Regions from separate parts of the Homo sapiens genome. Here region 1 is linked to region 2. A link is a loop called in an ENCODE intact Hi-C map of the cell type or tissue named here. Cell type or tissue: A673. All regions are shown on one strand. Links, peaks and the distances in the headings refer to the core of each region. The heading gives the core; the rest is flanking DNA. Region 1 has its middle 230 kb from the start of MRPS30. Region 2 holds the start of HCN1 (hyperpolarization activated cyclic nucleotide gated potassium channel 1).

Region 1 (11,636 bases), core at 1-8,000, 660 kb after region 2:
TGGACAATTTGCCATGACATAGAGATAACAGCTAACTGCATTCATTAATATTTATGTCGTCACCTATACATTTTGCTCTCTATAAAATAATATGTTATAATAAAAATGCTCACTTTTAACAAATATCTGTACATTATATTTGAACTTGCTTTTTCCCCCTTTCTTATATTTTTTCAATAATGTTTTTGTACTGACTAGGAGGTCGTTATATAGACAATTACTAATTTCTTCTTCAGCATTTTCAAACATTTTTCCCCCTCTACTTTTAAAGAGTTTCAGGCAACAATAGTATTCATGATTTGTGTTGAACATATCTCATAGTGTAAAGAAATATATACTGATATGCAAATTGGCCTCAGGATGAGTCCATTATAGAAGTAACATATTTTTCTTTCATTGTGAAGGTATCTATAATAGAAAATAACTGCCTCAAAAATGTTTAACTTATATACATTCAGACAAAATTCACATTGAAAGCCTGAAAACAATTCGATTCCAGTACTTATTCTTATGAATATATATAAAGAAGAATATCTTTGGGTATGACACTCTGTCATTCCTGGTAGACTGAGTGTGAAGCCTCATCTACAGTTGTTTTTCATAATATTATTTGCCTTAAGTGACGCAAGTTTTAGTTTTCTGAAAAAGCAAAATGTAATGATAAATGCAATATATATTTTTGTATTAAAAAGTGTGGGATGTCCAAGTGCCAAAGGCAGGAAACTTTAATGAAAATACTTGTACTTTGAGAGAAAGGGAAAAAATATCTACATTTTAAAGAGCAAAACAAAAAAATTTTTTATCTGCAATAGATATTAAAATTATCAGATAAATATTGGCTTGCTTGTCACAAAGAAAACGTTAAATAGTTTTGAAATCATATTTCTATGATGGACAGTGAATCATAAGTTTAAAATAACTGTATAACAATTGTTCATCAATAATGCTAAGACTGAAGATTGATGTAGGTCAGGGAAAATATTCTGCTAATTATCTGAACACAAAGAATTTTTTAGTTGGTGAGAGAAGTTTAGATCATATCTAGTCCAACACTCATTTCATATTAAGTAACTTTTTGGGTTGTGGCTATAGCGCTGAGACAGGCTCAGTTTTGTACCTGAGACAAAATATTTCACTTCCTCAAGTCACAAAATTATACTTAAAGAACCCTTAAAAACTACCACTTATGCCTAATTTGGCTAAGTCTACTTGTGTACTACCAGCCACCTATGTACTTAATGTTGTTCAGTCAGTAGTACAACTTTTAAGAAAAGGAGATTTGAAATAATAACGTAGACATACCATACTTAGTAATTAAGATTGTAACTAAGATTGACTAAAGATTTATATGAAACAGGCACTGCTACTTAATCAAAACCTATAAAAAGTTTATACACAAAGAGGAACCTAGTAAACATGCTAAGTGAAAAAAGCCAGTCACAAAAGGACTTATTTGATTCTATCACCTAAATTGTCCAGAATAGGTAAATTCATAAACACACACAGGAGATTAGTGGTTGCCAGGGTCTGGGGAAAACGAGGCACGGGAAGTGACCTAATTGATATGGGGTTTCTCTCATGGATGATAAAGATGCTCTATATTTAGTGGCAACTGTTGCATAGCTCTGAGAAGATACTGTAAACATAGCATTGTACATTTTAAAGGAGTGAATTTTATGGTATGTTAATTATATCTCATTAAAGCTGTTATATTAAATAAAATGTATGGTTTATTTCTTTTTTTTCACTGTCAGGACTTAAATCGGTCCTTTTTAACTTTTCAAGGGGCCTGGATTGTTGTAAAAGTCTCCTAACTGCAATCCCTATCTCCTTCTTCTGCAATATATTAGTCACACACAAGATCAATCTCCATGAACATGGTTTTTACATAACCATTAGTATCTTTACAATAATTTGTGAAAGGATAAAGATTAAAGTCTAAAATTTTGGTCAGCCATCTTTCCATTTTGATCTATCGTTTTTTATTCTCTACTGTTGATCTCCTATGGAACCTATATCTCCCCAATAATCATAACATTTTCCATTTTCATCTCTAAGAAACGACTTTTAGTTAACATAGTTACCTTGCTGGAAATCTGCTTCCTTTCCTCTACACTTCTCCCTTTCCCCATTCTTTGAAGCCTAATCCAAACCCCATTGTTTATTTATTTATTTTTATTATACCTTAAGTTCTCGGGTGCATGTGCAGAAATGTGCAGGCCAAACCCCATTGTTATCTAATTCTTTCCTTGGCCATCTCAGAACACAGTCAACTGCCCTCTTGCCGAAATTCTAATGTATTTCCTTATAAAGCATTACTCATTGTTTGACCAATCTTCCATATATTTTGTGTGTATATTTCTGACCCTTGAGGACATTGGAAGTGGCACTGTATGGCATATATGTCTCATAGTATTTGACCCATTATAGGTGCCTATCGCATTCAGTGATGGACCATGTAAATATATAGAGAGAATTTGTAACCAAGAAAAATTTTTCAAGTACACTAGGATTTTTGAAGCAGCATAAACATTTTTGGTCAAATAATATAATTCTAAACACATTACTTGCATATTACATAATACTTTCTAGCTTTACAGTTTTTAAAAAAATAATGGCAATTATATTTTCTGAAACAAAAGCAGAACATATGGTCTGACATATAGAAGGGAATATTTTAAATCAAAGCTAATTATGAATATGAGCCAAATGTTCAATGTATGATAAATCAAAATTTTAAAAATGTTGGTATCACAGACACTTGCATTGTGGACATGCTGTCACCCTTATTAATTATTTTATCTTTGAGCAAGTTAATCTTCCCATGTCTGATTTTCCTCATCTACAAAGTAAAGGAAGTAACCTATTCAACATCATAGGACTGTGTTAAAAAGTTAAAAGAGAAAATCCTAATGAAGTGCTTGGTACTGTGTTGGATACAAAGAAAATGTTAAATCAATTTTAGTCATCATTATTACTGGGCAGTGGTACAGTAAAATAATTTTTGTTAAGGATGGGCTATTACAACAAGCCACATTTGCACATATGAATAACAGAAAATGGCAATTTAAGCTTGCCTTTGGGGGATTCTATAAGTTGTGTCTGTAAGTGTCTCATTTAAGGATCACGTATTTTACTAAAATATGTAATACCAGAGAAGTAGATGTCTCTATGTGGGAGAATGCAGGATCTTCTCTTACAGTACATTTTGTCCAATACTGAAAATACAAGCTGACATGCCATTTCTCCATTCACTCCTTGGCCTTCTCACAGACAAATCTACTAACCAAATCAAGAGAAGGGTACTAACACCTAAAGATAATAAATAAAGCGGGGACTGACAACCAGCATACAATTTGAGAAGGAAAGGACAGAAAAGTTTAGAGGAGGTTCTTAGTGCCCCCTAGTGTTAAATCTCCTGCAGTTTTTTTGTTTCGTTCTGTTCCTTGAGTGGGTGTTTTACCAAGGGAGTTTGAAGTTAGAAGCAACTAAGCTTTTTTCAAATGATCCTTCACATTAGGCTGTCTCAAAATGCACACACACATAATTCTTTTAAGAAAGGAAATTCTTAAAGGCTAAAGACACAATGTGGTTATTTCATTAAATAAATGATGAATTACAAATGAAAGGAAACATATCTAGGAGAGGGACTCAAATTCTGTATTTAAATATATTCATCAATTGAAGCAATCAGATAATCAGAATATGTATATTTGAGAATATTTTAGCCTAAGTAACTCTAACCAAAGAAATGCAATGACTGAATCTAGTTAAACTCCTTACCTAGGCTATTTTTAATGGAAATGCTGACATCCTTAATACAGAGATCCGAACACTTCTATTCCAAGTGTATATATAGCCTGCAGTTAAGTCTTACTAAAATATGCTGAGTTAACTTCTCAGCTTTCAGGCTTTCATTTCACAAGGGTAGAACATTAATTTCATGACCTTCGAACGTTCTAAAAGAGTGTAGTTAACCACTGAATTAAATAATAACTGGTTTTATTTTATAGCTATCAAGCCTGTAGAAGGAGGCCCAAAGTTACAGGAATTGGAAACTACATCTGTAGCTTAGTAAAAAAAATACTTCATATATTTTGCTAGTTAAAATTTGTCTTTGAAAACTTTTTATAAAAATGGCAGTTGAAAGTCTAAACTATTTTGGAACATTTGTAAGTAGCTTAAAGAGAACTGAAATAGGTCATCATAAAGAAATAACTAGTCGACTTGCTTTCAGTCTGACCAATATTTCTGTCGATGTGATTATATTAGAAAAGATTTTTATTGTTGAAAAGGAAACCATGTCTGATGTGAAACTGGTCTGGACAAACCTTAAGTTTGAATCAAGAAGTTTTATCTCTAATATAGTCGCTTCAAAATACTTGTACTGGTTTTTGTATTCTAGTGTTCTCCTGATGAGGAGCATTCTCAAGTTTTCTTCATTTTAAATTTCACCTTTAAAATATGGGGAGGAGGACGGTGAGCTATCATCATTCAGAGTGTTCACAGCCAGAATTATTCATTATACACCAAGCCTTACTGTATTTCTTTCCCATAACTTCCCACTTGAGTTATTCATTATATACTGCACTTACTCTTATTTATGCTGACTCCACACCAAAGCCCACTCTTAGGAGACATCTAACTTCATTTAATCTAGTCCCTCTGTATCCCTTAATTCAAATGCAGAAGAATTTAAAGTTGTGATTATAGTTGATGAACTGCTCCTGGATGCTGAGATCAATTAGTAAAGAGTGACATTTTTTTTTTCCAAGGACAGACACTGAGGTAATTGGTACAGCTCAAACACCCTTGGTAAGAATGTTAACATATATGCTACAAAGAGTTATCAAAGGCAGGTGCTTAGACTCTTAAGATTAAAAATCCAATCATATTCTTCAACTTCTGAATGTAAACTTTTGAATTTGACAATTTTTTGCTGAAGGAACCAAACAGGTAACAGCTATGATAATTAGCTAAGCACGTGGCTCACATTATTATACATGATAACTCCTAAAATGAAATATTTTCATAGTCAATGGGATCTACAAGAATTTATTTTTAAGGATTTTTTTAAAAGAGAAAAGAGAACAACGTGGCTAAGATGAGATTTTTAGAAAATGAAAGCCTTAGAAAATAATATTGAAAGAAAAGAAAATAGGAGGTACAGTACATTTAGTGTTAACACAGTATTAGTATCAGAGGTTTGCCTGGCATAAGAAGGAGTCCAAATTTTAAATACAGGTACAAAAGTCCACAATTTTTTTCATTCTGGGTTGCTTTGTTTTCCCTCATCTCTTTTGTAGAGAGTACAATGAGCCAAATAAATTAAAGAAGCACTCTTCACTCCTGGGGTAAGACATAGACATCGTTACACACACTGAGGCATGAAATACCTAATCAAGTCATGGAAGTGAGTTCATCATACAATCACCTGAGTTAACATGTTTATAAAGTCCATAGCAGTAAGAAAACATGACATTTTGAAAAATAACACACCAAAACAAGATATATCTGGTTTATGAACTTGAGATTATCTTACATTATCTGCTATCCTTGAATAAACCCATGTGAACATCTCTGGGGTTCAATGAAAAACAATAAGCACATAATTTTTGCCCATTATAGAGTAATAGTCCCAGTTAGCCATCATCCTTGTGAACAGAAAAAGGCATAGAAAGTTACCTGTGAAGAGACAGCTGACTAGCACTCAGCAGTGGGCTCAAGTGCTCTGTGGTAAGCCTGCAGGCCCTGGAGGAGAGCTCACTCTCCTATTAACCAGAATCCTTGACTTGACTTGTCACCTCATTGTCACCTCATATATTTCTCAGTTTGTGTCCTCTGGATGCTGATGGTCCTTCTATTGTAAATCCATGGTTGCTAATTCCTACAGCTTGCCTACCTTGTCTCAATATTATTCTTGTCAACTCATTCCGAATTAACCTCACTCATTGACCTGCCTTTCTAACAGGTAGTCCTGTTGCTATATAAATCCTGGTGTGACCATTCCACTCTAAATTAACATTAACATGGCAGATGGCAGCCTAAAAATCTCAAACCATTAGATGCATACATTATCTATTAATTATCTATAGAATGGTGCAAAAGTAATCGTGGGTTTTGCCATTACTTTTATTTTTAGTTTTCAGTCATAACATAGAGGTCACAACCAAAATTATAGAAAACTACCTGGTATTAGGCTGGGGAGTCATAAGAGTAGCTAGGGGGCTTTCAGGTTTGTTGCTGAAGAAACAATGGCAAAGAGGTGCAGCTTTCTTAACTATGGTGAATTTTGAGTCTATGCAAGAAAGACTTCCGTTTTCTGTACTGGGATAAAATATAAATTAGGAAAGTTTTACTTAATTCCTTACACCATGCTGGGAAGACAGTAAAACTTCAATAAACAAATATTGAAAATGGAGAGGAAAAGAGATGAAAAAAAGAAAAGATATAATGAGGAAAGCAGGAAGGAAAAAAAGAAAGTGTTGTGAACTGACCTAGGCCAAATTGGACAATCAGGAAGTAACGAGCTCTTTTGATAAGGAGGCATATATTCTGGCCATATATAGATAGCCCTTATCCACAGACTGCCTCCCAAGTGATATTAGTAAATGCAAGCAAGGGTCAACAGAACACTATTGAGATACAAACTTGTATTAGCAAATATGCAACATGAAATGGAATAAAATAAAATACAAATACATACGGTCCAGTTCAAGAAGGTCTGGAAAATTCCACTCTGTCCTCAGATACTCAGACAAGCACCTTGCTTCAAGATTTCACTATGAGGCAGGTGTCAAAATATTCTCTAGTGTGCATCCCTTTATCTGAGTGAGGTAAGAGTCCTCCAGAAGTTCTAGAACTTGACTGACTTTTAAACCTTATTTATTCTAAAGGTGGCACCTGCATAAACTGGCTGTCCAATTAAATGCCTTAAACACTCATTTTTTTCAAAAATTTTCTTTTCTAACATTTGTAATGTTAATTAATAAACCTTTGGTATCAACTTTAATACTTTTCTTTAAATGCTTCTAGAATTTGCAATCTTGACTACAGTATTTCAAATACTAAATTACTGTCCTTAAAGAATAAACTTATCTTACTCCACCCCCACTCAAAACACACACTTGTGCCACAATGTTTATAGTAAAACATTTCAAAATAAAATAATTTATCACATACAAAGTAAAATGGAAGGAAGGAAGCCCTTTGGACTTCTTTGATGCTAGTAAAGAGCCTATAACATTCAGTAAATGTTTGATTAAACTAATTGAACTTTATATTGAAAATACCTTCTATGCAATGATGTACTACAATATCAATTTCAAATATTACTTTCCCATTTAAGTATGAAATAAACAATTAGGTAAGAAGAGAATGACAGGTTAAAAAAAAGGAAAAATTGGTCTAAATGAACACAGCAGAGAGTTTGAAAGCCATTTCAAAGTGATAAGAGAAATTAAGGCTAACAATTAAAATGAAATTTGACAATAAATTGCCTTTTGAAATTCAACTTGAAAAACCTCCAAAATGTCTATTTTATTAAGTGGCAAATTAATTTCTTAGAAGATTTTCAAACCTTTCAAATTTAGACATAAGAATTTAATTCATTATGAATTTAATGAATTAAATTCATATTTTGCACAGAAGTATTCATATTCTATTTCCAACTCTTAGATATTTTAATTATGGAAGTTATTTTCAAATTCAAGGCTCAAGACTGTCTGGATTCTAGAAACATACACTTAGAGTTTCTGGTAGTTTTCAACCACTGTGAAGAAATGTTTTAACAAATTTATATGTGATAGAACATTTAACATATAATTATTTGGTGGTTAGGTTTCTAAAAAACAGAGATGTCCAGCCTGCACTTCCATAGAATCTCATTTAATTTGTCTGGGGGAAGGCCCAGGTATCAGTATCTTTATAAAGTTATAAAGCATGTATTTTTTTTTCTAATGTATTGCCACATTGGAGTCACTACTACTGCTAAGATTTTGCCAGAACCAGAATATTCTAGTAATTAATCTGACATTAATATGTACTTGAAGGAGCCTTTAGGAGAGTATACCAATACGTTTATATCTTGTCTTTTCAATGAAGTAGCAGCTAGCCAGATGTCATCCTTCTAACAAGAATATTTAGAAAACTACTACTTATAGAATATTTGGTTATTCTTTGACCATATTGGTAAAAAAAAAAAAATCACTTTATTGAAAGGTATTAAGTAGTGAAATATTCCAGGATGAAAAGGAAAGTTAAGAGTTCTGTCTCTTACAATCTGATATAAATCCATTACCAACTAGGAAACATATTCAATAAAAGAAATACCTGATCATCACTATATTTGGAACTAAAAACAGAGCAGGAAGAAAATATATTTAATAAATGAGAAAGTTATATAAGTAAAACTTTTATTAACAAATCAAAACAGAGAATTGAATAGTCACTAGAGATCTTCAGGGATCAAGTTACTTTTACCAAATATGCAGACAGGAGAAAAACTCCCACAAACTTTAATTAATCAGGAGTTATGTAACCAGATCCTTAATAAGGTTATTACAATATTTAAGTTTTAGAAAAAAGAATCTATTAAGGAGTCAGTACAGTAGCTCACAGATTTTATTTACAGTACTCCAAGTTTACCTTAAAAAAATTAGGAAATAAGTGAGAATTGGCCTAGAGCATCTTTCCTCACTTAGAGACCTACCTGCTGTGCTTTGGCATGCAAGTGTCCCTCATTGTAAGCCTGAAATCTTACCTTGATCCATTCTACTATAAAAAAAGTCTCAGTTTTGTGTTCCATTCCTCATATATTTGTTCTCATGTAAGTTAAATTAAATGATAGATATTCATTAAATATATAGATCATTTCCAAATAAGATAAACTACTTACACATTAATTGCTGAACATAAGTTTGAGCTTATCTATTTTTGGCTGCTTCTTAAAGAGGAATTAGAGATATTTGGATCTGCTGGTAAGTGTGCCCTGTGTTACATAAGAAATATGCATACTGTGAGGAAATATATATTTTATAAGTTATTAAATTATGCATTTACCAGTTTTCACTAGATACGAAGGTTACTAGGGGTTAAGAACTCTAAATGTTGTATGTAATTAAAACTACTAGAAGTACTAAGGATGAATGAAAACAACTGTATGCAAAAAGTGTACAAAAAAGTAGGATGTTTTTAATAAAGAAAAGTATATAAGGCATGTGTTTTCACTAAAGGAAAAAAGAGTAAATTTGTCTTAAATTAAGATGACTATTATAGAATAAAAAAGGAGTGAAAGAGTAAGACAAAAACTGAACAGATATAGAAAGCTGTAGGCAGTCTGTGAAAAAAAATTTATGTGTGGTCAAACTACTAAGATTAGATAAATTAGTTCAATAATGTTCTGATAAAAAGCTAAAATTTTGTTTCCTCTGTGTTAAAAAGGATAATGCTTTCTTGGATAACTGATCAGTTTTACTAAGAGATTATAAAAAACAATAGTTTTGGTTTATCTGTTAGATAATCTGCCTAGAATATCTCAAAAGATTTGTCCTCTCTCTTCATAAGAGAAATGTTAAACTAATTAGGCTTATTTGATATGTTAAATTACATGGGAAGTATTGTCAAATACAGGTAATGTTTAGTCTTCTTAGGTTGCTATATATATATATATTATATATATACACCTTATATATATATATATATACACCTAATATATATATACCTAGTATATACCTATATATACCTAATATATACCTATATACCTAATATAATATATATTCTGTAATGTAGATGTTCCAATAAGTATATGAAATTTCTAGAAATCTGATATGTTCTAGTATGATAGTCCTATCTCTAGTTATCATCTCAAAATGTTGCATGTCACAAAAACAACCAAATTTCTTTGTCAATAGCATTATAATGAGCTCTCATCAGTTCTTCGATCGTGGTCATTTTAAGTCTTTTGTCATCCGCAGACAGTTATTTAACTTTGATGCTTTCATGAAACCTTTTACAAGCAGCTATGGTACAAAATTACAAAGATTTCATTAAAAAGACTGACAAGTACAGGTTTCTGATAACTTTAAGATTGTACTATTGAACTGGGTAAGGATTTCCAGAACTCAGTTGGAAAACTGATGGATTCATAAAACTGCTAAGTCAATATTGAACAAAATGATAATTAATTACATGGGGCTAAATTAACTGATGAGAATAATTATGTCTCTTATGACATTTCTTTAAAATATTGCTGGTTCTTTAATGTCTTATTTTTCAGATTTAAGGAATTCTTTTTCTTGGTTCTCTTAAGCTGTCTATGACTTACAGTGGTTTGACAAAATGTACTTCTGCAAACAAAAATATTTACATTTTTCTATCTACCTGATCACTGTGTAATTTAGAAACTCTCACTAACTATTCTTATTTTCATGGCAATATGAGTATTTGCATACGTTCCATAAGAATCTGTTGTCCTCATAATAGGATAAAATTGGACAAGTCCTTGGCTTGACTTTTAGTCCGGAGAGGTTTTAGAAGTTTTAACTTCAGATTCCTTATTACCAAATCATTTTAAAAAAACAAACAACCAACTAAGACTGACTTATACAAAGTCTGTAAGGCCCATTGGCTATTACCAAACCTACAACTTAAATGTCATACTTTAAAATATGCATAGAATCAGTATTGTTGCACTTATATAAATAATCAGGTCGAGTTCAATGAGCTTAAGCTTTTTTAAAAAGATAAGGCTTATTTTGGGTAAATTTGGTGATTATTTTTGGTAAAAAAAATGGGTGATTATAAAAAGGAGTGTATTTTAATAGAAAACTACAGCACACCCATTATAAAATTCTAGTCCTCTTTATTATCTTAGAGGTTTGTTATCCACTCACAAATTGGATTGCATCGTAAATTTTTCTAGTTTCAATAAAAACTAAAATTGCCCCTTTCCCAAGCCCGGCAAACTGAAATTAAATGACTGGATAGAAACATCAGAAAAGTTAAAACAGGTCACGTATGAACAATTTTCATGCCTTCTGCAATGTGGGTCACTCAAAGAGTTCATCAAAATTGCTGATGATATAATCAGAGATATTCAAACTGGCTCATCAGATTGCAACTGCCATCCTCATTCTGTCATCTAAAGATGCTGCAAACTCAAATTAGAAATCTTGACTAGCAACATTCTGAACTCAAAAACTAAGATCATAATGTGGCCCAACTATTAACTTGTTTTTCTTTTGTTTTCTATAGAATGAGGGCTTGAATTTTCCTCGCGCAATAAAATCTGAAATGAACAATTTAGCCTCAGCAGTACTCCAAAATATTAAACTTATGGATAACTTAACAACTTGACAAGGAGGAGCTTGTACTTATGCATATAAAAATGTTTCTATGTTAATAATCAGAAATTATTGCCCCAAATTTAAATTATCTTCAGAAACAAATGTAAGTCTTTCATCAGAGATGTGTTGCCTCCTTTATTAATGTATTTAGTCAGTTAAATCATGGCTCCCAGGAATTTCTGCTGTGAAGTCTTTTGAAATCCTTGACTATTATTCTCCTTACACTCATGGTATTCACTTTCCTACTGCACAGTATCCGCTCAAGAGTATTAAACGCTTTTCAGCAGCCAC
Region 2 (16,903 bases), core at 3,556-11,555:
GAGATCAAGACCATCCTGGCTAACACGGTGAAACCAGGTCTCTACTAAAAATACAAATAATTAGCCGGGTGTGGTGGTGGGCACCCGTGGTACTCGGGAGGCTGAGGCAAGAGAATGGCGTGAACCCGGGAGGCAGAGCTTGCAGTGAGCCGAGATTGCACAACTGCACTCCAGCCTGGGTGACAGACCGAGACTCCATTGCAAAAAAAAAATTAAAAAATAGAATAAATAAATAAATAAACAAAAAATAACTATGCAATAGATTACCTTGTATTTAGATACATTGGTAAGATAGGTAGAGAGACAGATAAATGGAGAGATTTACATATTAAGATGTACTAATTTAAGGTTATGACTATGTTAATTATTTATCAATTAATGCATAAATTTAATGTAATTCCAAACAAAATTCCAGCTAGATTGTTTAAAATAATTTGACAAACTTATTCTCAAATTAATATGAAGGAGAAAATAGGAACAAAAGTATCCAAGAATTTTAGCTGTGTGCAGTGGCTCATGCCTATAAACCCGTAACTTTGGGAGGCCAAGGTGGGAGGATTGCTTCAGCTCAGGAGTTTAAGACCAGTCTGGGAAATACAGGGCAGGGCAACACCATCTCTAAAAAAAGATAAAAATAAAAAAATAAAAGAGAGAGAGAGAATAGTTGAATAATTGTGGGAATATTTTAAACAGACATGGAAAGTAAAGTCAGCTTTCATTGACTCAAATTTATCAGTCTTTTATATATGGCTTCTTTTCATTCTTTGCAAGGAATTCATTACTCTAAAATTACATGCATGGTGAAAGTTTTATATGTAAAATATATTGAAAATAAAACATACATATGTATCATATATGATCATATAGTAAAAGTAGATAACTCACAAATGAATAACTATAAGAAACTCAATGAACATGGGAAATCTGTTTATTCTTATTAATAATTGTGAAAATGAAATTAAAACTCCAATGGCCTATCATTTTTTTCTTGCTCATTTTAAATTGGAAAAAGTTGTTAATATCTGATTTTGGGGCAAGCGTATGAAACAGGTAATCTCATGTGGTCTTAGAAGAAATATATATTCCTACAGTCTTTGGAGGGCAATTTGATAGTTACTACCAAAAGCAAATTTACCCATGAATTGAGTAATTATCTTTACCTCCAATGTTTTTTCTCCATATCTATATTGATAACTACACAGAGATATAATAAGGATATTAATTGTAACACAGTTTGTTTTAGCACAAAAGAATAAAACCTCAAATGTGCATTAGTAAAGGAGATGTTAAGTAAATTATGGTATATCCATTCTACAAAACAAATGCAGGCATTAAAGAAAAGGATGCTATAAATTATCTCATGCTAATATCTTCAAGATATACTTTGAAACCTTAAATCCAAATGCTGGTACAATAAATATATTAAGAGATTAGTTATGTAAAATAATAGAAATCAATATATGCATGTTAGAGTCAAGAAAGATAGGCATGTGCCAGCAAAATGAAGATGAGTTCATGGACTACTTTAAGGTTTTTCTTTTTAAATCTTGTATTCTTCAAATGTTTGACAATAATATGTATCATTTAGCGCTGATACAAGAAGGAAGAAATAGGGAAAAAATATCTATTTTGCTTTTGAATAGAGACTCAATATTGAAAGATGATAGTTCTTCCTAAAATGTCTCTATGTGCAATGCAAACGAAATGCCTTAACTACAAAGACAAGTGCCAAAATTTGTCAAAAATAATTCTACATGTATATGAAAAAAAATCATGTTTAATATGTATGTATGCAGACACATGAAGAGAAATACAGATGTTGGGATTGGGCCACCATATATTAAAACTATTAAAATTGTATAGTATTGTTAGTCTTTATATAGGCAGGTCAATGGAAAAAATTCTGAAAAGTAAATATCTATCAATCTTTTAAAGTGGCATAGTCTTTTCCAGTGTTTGCTTTTATAAACATTTACCTATCATGATTTTTAGTATTTACATTATAATACTAAATCATCTTAAATTCACTTTAGGAAATGACATGATATTATATTCTACCTTCCTTTTCCCTGGAATAGTTAACCATCCTAGGACCATTTGCTATACAACATATCCTTTGCTCATTGATGTGGAATGACAATTTGGAGCTATGATTAAAACTAAAGTGTGTTTCTGGTATTTATTTATTTATTTAGAGACAGGGTCTCACTCTGTCACCCAGGTTGGAATGCAGTGACGCGATCTTGGCTCACTGCAACCTCAGCCTACTGGGTTTAAACTATTCTCATGCCTCAGCCCCCCGAGTAGCTGGGATTACAGGAGCATGCCACCACGCATGGCTCATTTTTTTGTATTTTTAGTAGAGACGGGGTTTCACCATGTTGGCCAGGCGGTCTTGAACTCCTGACCTCAAGTGATCTGCCTGCCTCAGCCTCCCAAAGTGCTGGGATTTACAGGCGTGAGCCACTGCACCCGGCCTGGTTTTGACTCTTTTGCATTGCCTTATCTGTCTCTTTCTCTGCTCAGTGCTACCCTAAGCAATTCTAATACTTTGGACATTTTTTCATTGTTTTCATTTTTAAGCCATAGCTTATGAACTGTTAAAAATGATTTATTAATCCAGTTAAACTTTAAAAACATTTTGTTGCTTTTGTCCGCATGGAGAAAACTAATAACACTTTTTTTTGTTGTTCGTTTTAAAGTAAGTAAGTTGCTTTATTGGTTACCAGGAATGACTGTATATTGCTGGTGAGTTGTTTGGTTTGCTTTCTTTTTTTTCTTTTTTTTAAGTTTTACTTTAAGTTCTGGGATACATGTGCAGAAGGTTCAGGTTGTTACGTAGGTACACATGTGCCATGGTGGTTTGCTGCACCTATCAACCTGTCATCTAGGTTTTAAGCCCCTCATGCATTAAGTATTTGTCCTAATGCTCTCCCTCCCCTTGCCTTCCAACCCTCAACAGGCCCTGTTGTGTAATGTTTCCCTCCCTGTGTCCATGGAATCACCAAATTTTGTTTGAAACTTAAAATCAATTTTGGAAGGAGCACCATATTTATAATATTGAGACTTTATGGACAAAGTATATAGCTAATTTATTTAAATGCTTTTTATGTCTTTTATCAAAATAAAGTATCTTAAACTATGGATCTCAGACATTTCTTGTTAAATTTATTATTGTGTAGTTTTCATTTTTAGTTGCAATTGTGAAAAAAATCATTGTTCTCTATATTGCCTTAATGGTTATTGCTGATGCTTAGGAAAAATGTTAATTTTTGCATGTTTACTAAAGTAACCAAAAGTTGATACCAACTTCCCAACTTCTATTATTAGTTATGATGATTATCCAGTTGATTATTTGGGGTTTTCAGGAGACAATATTATCAATTAAAAATACCATGCATTGCAGAAATGGTGGATATGAGCGTATTGTTCTGACTTTAACAGCTTTAATGTTTCATATTAAGCATGATGTTGATGTGGCTTTCCAGATAGATAATCAGATTTGCCTGTACACAAGACACAGAAAGACTGTGAGGTTGTCAATGAGGAAGTTTTTTTTTCACTGTTCCTTACCACTGCCTTCTTCAACAGATGTTCTTATTTTATTTCCTTACACGTGTAATATGTTTGTAACATATTACTCTGTCCTACTAAGAGGGTCAAAATGTCTTATCCCTTAAATCTTTAAGTTTCACTGAGATTTTCCAATAAACCATCAAACTTCAAGTCACCGATCTATCTTTTTTCTTTCATTTCACGTGTGCTAGTATCTGCTGCATGGAGATTTTATTTTAGATGCATATTAATCTTCTGCTGCTGCCTTGCAATTTGATCTTAAGCAGAGTATTAAAGGAGACAGGGAACATTTCAGAAGATGCACAATTCTTGTATATATTGAATAGCACCCATTACAACTACTGATGAGACGTTCTCCTGAAATTAATTCATAATTGATATTCTCTAATGAGTCCTCAGAAATCAGATTCCTGTAAAATACTAAGCATTTTGACATCATGAACATCTAATGACACAGAGTCAACATGATGGTAGTCTTATTTCTAAGATGTCTTTGAAATAAACACTCGCATTTAGCTCGCTAGATTTTAGCTTGAGATAGTTTATCAACAAACCGATACAAAGACAAGATAAGAAGAGATTATTCTGAAGTTTCAAGATTCTCTCTGTCTCTTCTTCTATCACTGATTCCATTCTTTTATTGCTTTCACTTTGTCTCAATCTTCTTGAGAGTTCATTCTTCCTCCAAAGAAAACTTAAATTTCATATTCTAAACAACTTTAAATCAACACTCTGAAAAGTAAATAAACATGACTTTTTATATTGCTGACAACTTTAAGTTAATGCATTGATATAATATACACATTCTCAAATTTTTAAGAAAATGTATTTTTTGAGATTTTGAATAAATAAAATATGGCCTAGAAGCTATACTTGGAACAACCAATGACTTGTGATCTTTTTAAGACATTTCTTAGTTCTATTTTGAGATCTTGTTTTTCAGTGATTCTGTCATATCAGTTTAGTACAAACCTTGAAACTCAGAAAAACTTTTACTAAAATAACTGCCTGGTCATGAGTAAGATTAAGTTGCAATAGAACAAACAGAGAGATTGGCTAAAAGAAAAGCAAAACTTACTTAAACTCAGCATAACATTTTAGATGGTATATTTTTACATTATTATAAAATTTAAAATTTATGTTAAAATATACATTGTCACACTCATGACTGAAAATAGAGGGACTGAGGAAGCATGCAGAATGGGAGAAAAGTAGGGAAACATCTTTAGTCTAATAAAGAAAAGCTGCCTGAGTAATCGGGTCTTTCTTAGGCAGAACTGTGCTTTGGGCAATGTTTGTTTTTATCCATTCCCGTGGCTTCCTTCTGCCCTCAGCACCTGGTATCCTTATCTGACCTCTTGGCTTTCCAAAGTAGAGAAAGGTCTCTATTTTGACAGATCAGAGCTCTATATTTTCATATTTTTCCTATCTCTTACCATTAAAATTTGGCCATCCATATTTATTCTTAGGGTTCTGGTATATGATTAGTTGAAAACAGATGGTGCCTGAGTCAGGACATAGCTCCGTGAAAAAAGGAGATTTAGCACAGGCTATGGTAAGGAGAATGGTAAGGAAATCTTACAGAATTGCAACTGAGTTAGGCCTAATGGCTCGTTTCTGCTTCCCTCTGCTATTTTCTCTGTTCTCTGCTTCCTTTCTCAGCCTCTGTTAACCCCTCAGGAAGGCATCCAATTGTCTTCCTTTGTCTTTATCCTTGCTTCCTTCATTGTTAATTGGCTTCATCACTGTTTAATTTTTCAGAAAAACACCTTGATTAGCCCCACTCATTTTTTTTTTCCTCATGATAGCTCACTAGTTGCCAGCCTGACATACACATTCCCTCCTTGAGTGCCTGCCCCTTCTCCATAAAATGTGGCTACAGCTGACAGGAACCCAGGGGATCTGGGACTCTTGGCAGGGCAAGATTTCCTTTGAAGAGGCTATGGGCAGGGAGGCAATGCTTGTATCTGAAACAGATGTTTTGGGACATTCGGGAGTCTTGAAGCTCTTCAGACGCCGGGGCTCCCCTGCTGAGTGACTGGTGGGTTTGGCAGCACATTTTGCTTCCTTTAGCTAATCCAGTGGGTTTCAGAGACGCAGAGGGAATAAGAGGAAACGGATAATGCTTTCCTCAGCATCAGTACTACACTTGTAAGTTTCCCTTAAGAGTGTTCCCCCCTTCTGAAATGGTAATGACATTCTGACGAGAGATTCCAAGACGTCTTAACTTCCTAGCGTGGTGTCGTTAAACACTGACCGACACACACATCCCTTAATGTGTTTTATTGATTATGTAACTTATCTAAAAAGATAGGTCAGCTCAGGCGAGGCCTCCCTCACACACTTTTCTTTCAATATTGGTGGCTGATAGATCTGCTTGCACGTGTATTGATACGAATGGCCTTGGAAAGAAAGAAATCCCGTCCTCTGTTTAAAAAACTCTGCAAGAATTAACAAGGATAAGTGTAAGGAGGTCAGTTGTCTGTCCCCAGGTGCAGAACCTTAATCTGAAAAGCCCCAAGCAGCTGGTTACCTAGGATTACACAGACCTGGTAGCTTTTGCCCTCTGCCTCTCTTTCTAGTACACACGCGCACGCGCACGCACAGGCACACTTTCCCTGATACTTTGGACATTTATTTTCCATTGTCAAACTTTACTTTCTTTTGGACATTTGGTTTTGCACTTGAATTGTTGGCATGCATAGTCAGCTTGTCCCCTTTTCTCCATCTGTAACGTTATTCAAACAGGCGTTCAGACAATGTCTTCATGAGTTTAAGATGTTTGTTTCTTTTGGACCAACACACACTCGCTAGTTCAGTCTTGCTCTCTCTCCTCTCTCCCCTGTCTTTCATGCAAACATACACCGAGTCCTTCTCCACGTGTACCAATGAATGTCTCCTCCGAGGGCTCTTGAGTTCAATGTCACGCTGGGCAGAAGTAGAGCAAGAGTAACGAGCATGTGTGGAGAGCGGACGGGGAGAGACCCTTTCTGGCCAACAGAGGGCAGCCGAGGGGAGGCGCTGGGGCGCGAGGGCTGAGCCGAGCTGAGCCTCGCCTAGCTCCGGCAGCCTCAGCTTCAGCACCAGCCGCACCGGAGCCCGGACCGCAGCCACTAAGGGCAGCGGCGGCGGCGGGAGCCAGGCGCGCAGCTAGCAGCGGCGCGGTCGGGAAGCAGCAGCCGCCGCCGCCGCCGCCGCCGCCGCGACGGGCAGCTGGGCTCGCCGGCAGCCGGCTCGGGCCCCTACCCTCTCGGCTACGTGTCTCCGGCGCCGGGCGGCCGGCGAGTCTGGAGCCCGCGCCGTCGCCGGCCGCGTCCTCCGGGCATGGAAGGAGGCGGCAAGCCCAACTCTTCGTCTAACAGCCGGGACGATGGCAACAGCGTCTTCCCCGCCAAGGCGTCCGCGACGGGCGCGGGGCCGGCCGCGGCCGAGAAGCGCCTGGGCACCCCGCCGGGGGGCGGCGGGGCCGGCGCGAAGGAGCACGGCAACTCCGTGTGCTTCAAGGTGGACGGCGGTGGCGGCGGTGGCGGCGGCGGCGGCGGCGGCGAGGAGCCGGCGGGGGGCTTCGAAGACGCCGAGGGGCCCCGGCGGCAGTACGGCTTCATGCAGAGGCAGTTCACCTCCATGCTGCAGCCCGGGGTCAACAAATTCTCCCTCCGCATGTTTGGGAGCCAGAAGGCGGTGGAAAAGGAGCAGGAAAGGGTTAAAACTGCAGGCTTCTGGATTATCCACCCTTACAGTGATTTCAGGTGAGGGCTCCCGGTCGCCGCCCCACCCTCCCTTCAGGCGCGCCCTGAAACGCGCTTCCCCGCCCTTGGGTGGGGGGCGTCCCGGGGACTAGGAGGGCGGGCGGGGGGTGGCGCTGCCGGCGGCGTCGGCTCGGGCTAAGCAGGCTCCACTCGGCGCCTCCGGGTAGTTTCCACCCAGGAGGGGCTCGGAGGATGTGCTCCTGTTGCCCGGGAATCCCGGACGGGCTCTCCTCCTTGGCCTCCTGAACTTCGGGGACAGATCAGGGAAGGATGGAGGCCACGGTCACCCTCCTGGGAGGAGGCGAAGTTGTACAAGGGAAACTTTTACTTCAGAGACGAGAGCGTGAGGAAGCGGGAAGCCACCCTTCCTCGCGCGGCTCCCTCAAGTGTGGTCTCAACCAGGAGGGAAAAGGAGGCTTCTGGGGCTCAGAAGAAGACTGGGTAACCGGAGACAGCGATTCACAAGCCCGAGCAGTTCCTGCCGCGCTCGCCCCTGGGGAGTGTGTTTAGTCTGTTTTTCTTTATAGGCGCTGGTTATCCTCGCTGTGTTTACTCAGAAACAGCGGCCGGCAGGCAAAAGAAGGGCAATTTGCACTTGGATAGTCCCTGACGTGAGGTCTCACCAAAGCCAGGCGCTTCCAGGCAGGGCAGGAGCGTGGCAGGAAGCCTCTAGTTCCTGAAACAGAGAGAGGGGGCGTTGACAGAGCCCCTTTCTGAAATAGAGCGGCACCCTTTCTTGACCTTGACTGCAAGTCTATTTCAAAAATCTTTTTCACGTCCTCCAGCTCGGGAAGAAGGACAGGAAAGCTGTCAGCAGGAAAACTCCGCTTTGGAGAATTAAAATTAAGACGTTTTCTGATCTTACTTGTCGCTCAAGTATTCGTTCGGTGATAAGCATATTTAGAGATTGTCAAATGAAGGTCGTGTAGTAGATCCTCTTATTAGCGTGTGCACGATTATCTTAGCTCCTGAACAAGGCTGGACTTCCCATTTTAAAATCCAGAACTAGTAACTCCTAATAACTCAGGGTGATATTTATTTATTTGGCCGAACTCGTTCGAAAAGAAAAGAAGAATCAACTAAAGGAGTATGTGCATATACTAAGTATTCTTTATAGGATAAATATAGCAATGTAAAGCAGCCTTGGAGTTAGTTTAGAAACTAAGGGAAATTGTCACCAACTACATGCCTTAACGGGAGCTGTCCACAGTTCTGAATGACATTAGCTGTGAAAAATCCACAGTCCCGCCACACAAAGGCTCAGAGTGACGGTCTTTGCCTTCTTTGAGATATTTATCGTCTCAGAAATCAGTAGCCTCCGTGATCTATGCAAAGAGTGAATGGATTTTAGAAAGTGTATAATTTTAAGGTACTTATTTGTAAAAACACACAGCAAAGTCCAAAGGAGAACTTATAAAACCTAATGACGTTTATAGTCTAGAGAACATTAAGAGTTTGATTGAAAGAACGTTCATTAAAAATTTTAAAAAAAAGAAAATGTTCATATTAAAAAGATGTAATAAATAATCAAACCTGTTTCCTCCAGTAGGAAGATAGGGAAGCAAACTTATAAATGACCCTGTTCTAAGATGTATAAGGTTGTCATGTTCTTTAGAATTTTAAAGGTGGGAATCAAGTATAGAATATTATCTTTTCCTCAGTCCCCAATGGAAATATATTTCACCTCATTTTAAAATTTTTAAATGAAAATAACTTACATGAAAAAAGTCTCCAGTCTTAATAGCAAAAATAAATGTGGTATTTCCAGAAATGTACCAGGTTCAATATTAACATGCAAAAATGCTGAACTTTTAACATTTAATTTCACTCAATAAAATGATTACATATGATGCTTTTATTTTTTCAGCAATGTGAAAAGGACTATCCCTTATCAAAATGATACCACACATCAAGTAATTAAACTTTTTCCCACTTGCTAAATAAAAACATAGGGCCACTTTTCAGGAATTAGAATAGCATGCGAAAGTCTTTTGAATGAATGGAATTACAGGATTCTCCTTATTTTCCCAAGGAAATCTTCTGAGACAAAATATCTCTTTAATAAAAACATTGTTACTGAACAAAGGAACAAATTGAAATCAGGTGATGATTTAATTTTATTATCCATTTCAAAGAAATGGGAAATGATTAAAAACTGAGCTAATACTCTAAATTCCAGTGTGGAGTAGTTTGGAATATTTGACTTTTCCCTTGTATAAATGGAAAAAAGAAAATGGCAGGCACAAATTAAGCAATTATCATTATTTAGATCTTTTTAAACTGAAAGATATCTGAAAAAATAGATTTTAAAACATAATTACAATATACACTGGTGTTCTAAAACAAACTGCAAAAATAATCATGTACTTGTTTACATTCAGAATATATTTACATCTTATTGTTTCATTTTTTTGTATGATCTCAAAACCAATATAAGATTTTCTAAAATCTATAACGTCAAGATAATGTAATGAAAGAACAAAAATAGGAAAGACAAAATTCTAGCGGTAGTTTTTTTCTACAGGGAAAGGAATGTGTGAGTAATTTTCAACAGATACTAGAAATTTTTGCGGTCATGATCTAGCCTTTACTTTAGGCCCTTTCCTGAAGGATTATTTCAGGGAGGTGCTTTACTACAATTCCTAAAATGTCAAACTTAAGTTCATTAATCATTTAACAACTGAGTGAATGACACTTAAGAGTAATTTCTATGAAGAGTGGGGAGTTATTACAAATGAAGATATCCAGAGGATTCTTTTCCTTGACACTTTTAATAAACCTTTACATGGCCAGAGAAGTTTACTATGTTCTTACTCCAGGGCATGTCGTGACTTTAACACTGTTTCTAGTTTCCCTGCTCACGATAATTTTTAAGACTGATAGCTTTCTACTTTACTTACCTCAAGGGACAAGGCTGTGCTCCCACTGAGACTTTCAGAGAGCTAGCTAGTGCCTCTTTTCCCCACCAGAGCCCAAGAGTGCTATTGCTGTGTCTGGCAGGTAGTTTTCTCTACCCCTGGCGTAAGTAGGGCAGAGTTGCTGTATTTACCTTTTTCCTCAGCAGAGGATGACAATAGAAACCTTCAGAGAGTAAAAAGCAGTCCAATAGTATAGGTACTGTTTGAAATAACTGGGTGGAAGCTACAGAATTTAGTAAACACAACAAGCTCATGTTTTTGTTTATGCTGTGGTATATAAGCACCCAAACTAGGGAAAATAGGGATAGTTACTTAAAAACAAATGTAGCTCGATTTTTCTGTAGTGACAGTATGGTCTTAGTCTTATTGAATTTCATGTGAACAACACATAGACACATTTAATTTGGAGGTTAAATATGATTTTTAAAAATTCATGGTGATTTTATATTAATTAGCTAGAATTTTACTAAGGTTTAAAAGTGATGCTTGGCAAGCATTGTGCTTCCATAGCCAATTGATAGTTATGATATAATCATTTAAATAGGTTGAAAGAATATTTAGAATACTTTTGTGGATGATTTTTATTATGCAAGCAATTTATCTTGGAAGAATTTATCACCAGACTATTTGCCATTTTAGGGATTCTGTCATTATTTTGTTCCATCATGCTTACACAAAGGGACTTTTAAAAAGAATGCTCCTTTCCATATGTATTGCCAGCCAACATCTTGCTCCTCATAACGGAGGCAGTTTTGTATCTTGACTTCTTATTTTTTTCAATTTCTTTTCATCATTAGTATGAGTGTGTGAAAAGCTTATTTTGTTGTAAGTACTCAAGGACTCTAGAGATGGGAGTTACTTCCTGAAGATACCGTCACATCCGTTCTTCCATCTCTGCTTTGAATTGCAGCCACAACTGTACTGATATCAGAGATCACTGATGTGTTCATTAGGGAAGGGAGGCTTCACCCATATTATACAGTTCATAATAGAGAGAACATTTGCTTCCAGGAGCTTCTCACAAGAAAACAATTCAACCTTCTAGGGTTTAAAGACGAATTAGCCTACTGTTATGTTATCTTTGTGCTGAACACACTCTGTATCTGCCAGCAATGCTTATTTTATTTGCTTTTCATATCAACATAGCCAAAATTAACCATAAGAATTTATTTTTTTTCTATGTTAGGTGAACCTTTTTGTGCTTTAAGTTCAATTACATTTTTCTTAGTGGCTCTAGCAACTGTTAGACACAACATGAAATTTCTTCAAAGATTTAAACGTGTGAATTTATTTAGTTACTTTTTCTTAGTATACATGTAAGTTATGCAACTTTAAATTTTAGCAAATGTTTCACTGTTGCATTTAGTAGATATTATGATTTATACTATTAAAATATTATAAGATAGTTTTCATTTTTTTCTGAGCAACTTTCCCTTTAAACCTCCTTCGGGGTATGATTATAAATTGAGAATCAGTAAAGAGGTACACTTTACTAATCATATTTAATTATGTGGACTTGGGTTTATGAACGTGCCTGTTGAATAATGAAAGAAATTTAAATGCACTGGAAAGATATATTACTTATTATTTGTATCATAGGTTCATTTAAGAAAATTATATTCAACTATATCTGCTTGATCAAAAACCACAAACCAAAACAACATCACCACCACAAAGCAAGATAAATAGTATTTGTAATTCTGCATTATTATACTCAATGCACCTATGTCCTATAGTGAGCAGGAAACCAGCAGAATGCATTTAGTATGATTTTCAGGTGATAATCTTATCATTCTGAATATAATTCTTGTGTTTAGCAGATAATTCACTTCATTATTTAGAAACAACAATTGGGCTCCGGAAAAGAACTTTCAAATAGAGTCTCTTGTAAGTACAGTGCAAATTATTGCAGATCATTAGCACTACATGAAGAGTACTGAGCATTTGCAGGGTCTGTGACAAATTTTCATTTTATCATTTTGTGTAAAGGAGTAACAAACTATGAATTAGGCTGACACTATATATTTTAGTTGTAGAAATAGTGATAATAAAGAAAAAAGTCTGCATGCACTATGAAAATTATATTTTCTCTAAGTACTTTTCTTCTAAAAATAATTTTCTTTGTGAAGGCATCTGGATGTACAACTTACCATTAGTTTTACAGGAAAAAAAAATCAGGATTCCTGGTGCATCCTGGAATTTTATGTTTTTGCAAAATAAACCTTCATGGCTCTGTTAATTCTATTTGTATATATGTGCTACAGAAACTATTCAAGGGACTTTGTAGAAGAATATATATAGAAGTAAAGAATATATATAGAAGTTGATTATTTTTGAGTTGAGTGTTTATCTGACACATTTCACCCAACTTTGATAAGATTGATTTCATGACTCTTTCAAGTTATGTTAGTTAGTTTTCTCATAGTATTTTTCTATTTTGTCTAATAGTTGACCACGCAGTTAAAGCAAGGAAGCAACATTACTCATGCTTTAAATTTACAACTTATAATTTTATTTATATAAACCTAATTTTATTTTCAGGTCACTAGCTGTAACTCTAAAAACATAAGGCTAATTTTACATACATACAAAGTTAGTAAATATTTATAAATTTTAGACTATCAGCTTTGTTGTATACAGTTATTCAGTATTTTTTAAAAAGTGCTGCAACAAACATCTTCGCACCTTACTCTTCATTGTTTTGGCTAAAGTTCAGGGAATGGAATGACTGCCTATGAACATTCTAGAGATTCTATACATATTGATTTGACCAATTAATACTGCCTCCAGTTTACAGATTTCTTAAAATGACACGAATAACGTAGGTTCTCCAAGGTTGACATTCCTGTTATGATATTTACAGGCTGTTTTAGGACAGAAAATGTAACCTGTCCTCCATTTCATTCAACATAGAGTGACAAGAGTGATCTTTAAAAAGCAAATCTAATAATATTGTTATGCTCTTTAAAACCTTTAGTAACTTCCCATTACTGTTAGACTACATTGGACAAACTTTCTATGAGCTTCAAGACCCTGCATAATTTCAGCCGATATATGCAGCCTCATTACATGCCACTCATTCCAGCTCTGTGTTCCAGCCACTTGGGTAAATTTTTAGCTCCTAGAACAACCTGAGTTCTCTCCTGCAACTAAGATTTTAATGTGACATTACCCCCAAGCTTGAAATACTCTTTTCACTTTTTATCACTCCACATAACTAGTTTCTACTCATCTTTTAGATTTCCATTTAATCATTGTGCACACACTTATTTTTCTATCTAGGCTTTCTGTTCAGCAGAATTTATAATTATTTTTATATGTGTCCTTTCCCTGGAATTTAAACCATGCTACCTTATGAATCTTACTCAGTTTTACATTCCCAATGTTGTAAAAATGCACATAATAGACTTTTCTTGCCAAACTTTCTTAGAGGCTTCATTTTTTTTTCTTCAACTTTTATTTTAACTTCAGGGGTAAATGTGTGGGATGTGCAGGTTTGTTAAATAGGTAAACATGTGCCATGGTAGTTTGCTGCACAGATCATCCCATCACCTAATTATTACATACAGATATGGTTTATTTTTAACAGCTTTTTTGAGACAAAATTCATATACCATACAATTCACCCATTTAAAGTAAGCAATTCAATATTTTCTAGTAAGTTCACAGTTATGCAGCCATCACCACAATCAATTTTAGAATATTTTGTCATCCTAAGGAGAAACCCCATATGCATTAGCACTCACTTTCTCTCCTCTCCCGCCCTCCCGCTCAGCCTTAAGCAACCACTAATCCTCTCTCTGTCTCTGTAGATTTTTGCTTATTCTGAATATTTTATATCAGTGAAGTCATGCAATATATAGTATTTTTTATTGGCTTCTTTCACTTAGCATAATGTTTTTTCAAGGTTCATTCATGCTGTTACCTGTGTCAGTACTTTATTCATTTCCTTGCTGAATAACATTCCATTTTATGGATATACTACCTTTAATTTATTCATTTATCAGTTGATGGACATCTGAGTTGTTTCTGCTTTTTGGTTATTGTAAATACTGCTGATATGAATATTCTCGTACAAGTTTTTGCACAGAGATGTTTTCATTTCTCTTTGGAGTGAAATTTCTAGGTCATCATAACAGACCTGTAATAAATATTTATTGACTGAATGGACAAAGAATTATTCTCCAAGCAGGTCATGAGAACATTTAATCTTAGAGTTAATAAATTCAGATGAAAGCAATGAAAGCTCTTATTTTTTCCTACAGTAATACCTGGCATCTCCTTCCCACTGGCACCTGCAAGTATGTGCCCCAACTATTACATTTCCCTGCCCAATACACAGATGAATAAATGAAACTGCAGAGAAGTTATGTAGCGTGAACATGGTGACATAGATAGATAGTAAGAACTGGGCCAGGAATTCAGTTCTTGTGAATATTAATTTTGTCACTTCAACTCTTTTACATAATAAGAAACAAGGCTGCCAGTATAAATAATTCTCCAAACCTTCTGGGAAACGTGATGGATTGAACCTAATCATTTATACTTCCTCCCTCTTGAAGTCACTCCAAAATAATATGAAAAAGCACAGACACATTGGTAAGTAGAAGAAAGAGGAGACATCAGAGAATATAGATCTCAAGAACATTTGTAAAATAGGAAGTTAATGGACAAATTATTCCACTTCCACAATCCTTCACCCATTGAAATCCAGAAGAATTCAGGACTTGGAAATGCCAGTTATGAAATAGTTCCAGGAAAGCCAGACTGAAAACAGAATTAAATAAGGGTTTCCTTAGTGAATACAGAACTCCCTGTGCTCACATTAGGATGCTTGGAGCCAGGCCAATTTTTCTCAGTCGGGAAACTGGAGAAAATACCTCCAAAGGGAGACATTTCAAAGTCTTCAGATAAAAAATCATGTTTATTGCCTAATCACTCTGCAAAAATTCCCGCATGTGTACATTGAGGCTGTGATTATATTTTTGGTATGGCATTGGTTAATATGGAACTGAAAGCAAAAGATAACCAGACATTTGAGAAAAGTCTCATGAGGGAAGACTAAATCAAGCAGAGAAAGACTAAATCAAACAGCCAAAGAAGGTCCAGAGGGATGGCATAAGGAGAAATGACAGTATTATAAAAAATACTCCACAAATGATATCTTCATAAATATTTTATCTGCACAATAAGAACACGTTGCTATGAAAAAAATAGTAAGAAATTTAAAAAACAGCTCTTGGATGAAATGTGTTAGCAGATAAAGTCTAGGAAGCCCGTTAGAATTAGAACAAAAAGACAAAAGGGAATAGGAAATATAAGAAAATATAGCAAAACCAATAACTAATTTATAAGGTCAAAATCTACCATAAGGTATTCTAGAATGATAAAAAAGTGAAAATGGACATATGGAATTAATAGAGACATTTTTGATAAAATTTTCCAGATAGCAGCAACTGAAATGTCTGTTCTGAGGAACTTATGGAATACTTAGCATCATGAAAGAAAAAGACTGTCCAAGGATCATTACACAGAAGCTTTACAACACCATTGAATAAGCAACAAACAAACAAATGACTAAGACTTTTCAAAGAAAAAGTTACATATCAAGAAGTGGGAATAATACTTTAAGGTAAATGACGATGTAACAAAGTCTGCAAAATTCTGAGAGAAAGTAATCTCCATAAGAAATCCATACCTTGCCATAATACAAAATTTAAATAAAGATATTCAGAAATTAAGAACTCTAGTATTAACTACCCATGTACCCTTTCTTAGAAAGTTATTAGATGACATGTTCCTGCAAAACAAGAAATTACACCAAACAACATGAAGACATAGAAGCTAGGAAATGGGCTCTAACACAGAGAAACCTGAAGTCCCAGGAGTACTCCAAAATAGCTAGCCTTGAAAGAAACCAGTCCAGACTGGGGCGGTAAAGCAAAGCGTTCTGGAGGAAGGCCTTCAGGGTAGGAAAAACAAATAGATGGATATCAGCATTTGATAAATAATGTTACTAGGTGTTCCAGAGATCATTTGGAACAATATATTGATGACTTTCATATTTTGTAGAGTACATTGGAGACAAGTAAATAAACAAAAGAACTTTATTAACTCCAGAATGATCTAAAGGTGTCTAAAAAAGGGAAAAGAATCACAGTTCCTTGCTTGGTTCAACAGTACCTAATGGTTATTTGGTCATAATAATGTAAACAAGTTGACTGTTTTAAATAAAGATTGTGGTGCAATTATTCTAGGTTGGTGGGAGGGCAGGAGAAACGTAAATGTGGTTTGGGTGATGTCAGAAAGCTAAGTCCTTGTGTTCCACAGTTGGCAGCTAATGAATAGTATTTAAAATTGATAAATTAATTTGTCTTTGAAATATGAACTAAACACTAAAAGAAACAATTATGGTGGTTGAATTTGGAAAGTGATATGTAGGGTAAAAGGAAAAGGGAGAGGCTTATATGTTCTCCTTATAATCCTTGATGCTGTTTTGCTTAAAAAAAAAAAAGACTGGGCATATATTATTTTGAGGTAACAATATTAGGAACTGTTTGGGTCAGAATCTGAGCTTCACCACCTTAGTAACTGGACCTTAATTTTCTCAATTATAATAGAAAAAAATATATATATATGTAAAATTCATGGGGTATATAG

The links. A loop is a pair of places that touch in the nucleus more often than their neighbours do. Peaks named below come from ENCODE experiments on the same cell type or tissue, not always from the same donor. Only the 100,000 strongest peaks of a DNase experiment are listed, where the experiment ranks them.
Region 1: a loop joins it to region 2, with 6 times the contacts of the local background. A loop is called at or near these places in 27 of 110 quality-filtered maps.

The regions. Positions count from the first base shown.
Region 1 is chr5:45,030,347-45,041,982 of GRCh38, reverse strand. No RefSeq gene overlaps it. Among named protein-coding and RNA genes, the nearest start is that of MRPS30, 230 kb to the right of the region's middle. In A673, for the core only: a CTCF peak has its summit at 3,408 (motif pointing left); a DNase peak (open chromatin) is centred at 3,402.
Region 2 is chr5:45,686,091-45,702,993 of GRCh38, reverse strand. It overlaps HCN1 (hyperpolarization activated cyclic nucleotide gated potassium channel 1), which reads left to right and starts at 6,614. Exons shown (of 8, transcript NM_021072.4): 1 at 6,614-7,325. The coding sequence starts at 6,901. RefSeq lists enhancers at 7,240-7,739, 7,740-8,241. In A673, for the core only: CTCF peaks have their summits at 6,357 and 6,557 (motif pointing right); DNase peaks (open chromatin) are centred at 5,603 and 6,603; H3K4me3 peaks cover 548 bases; H3K27me3 peaks cover 4,467 bases.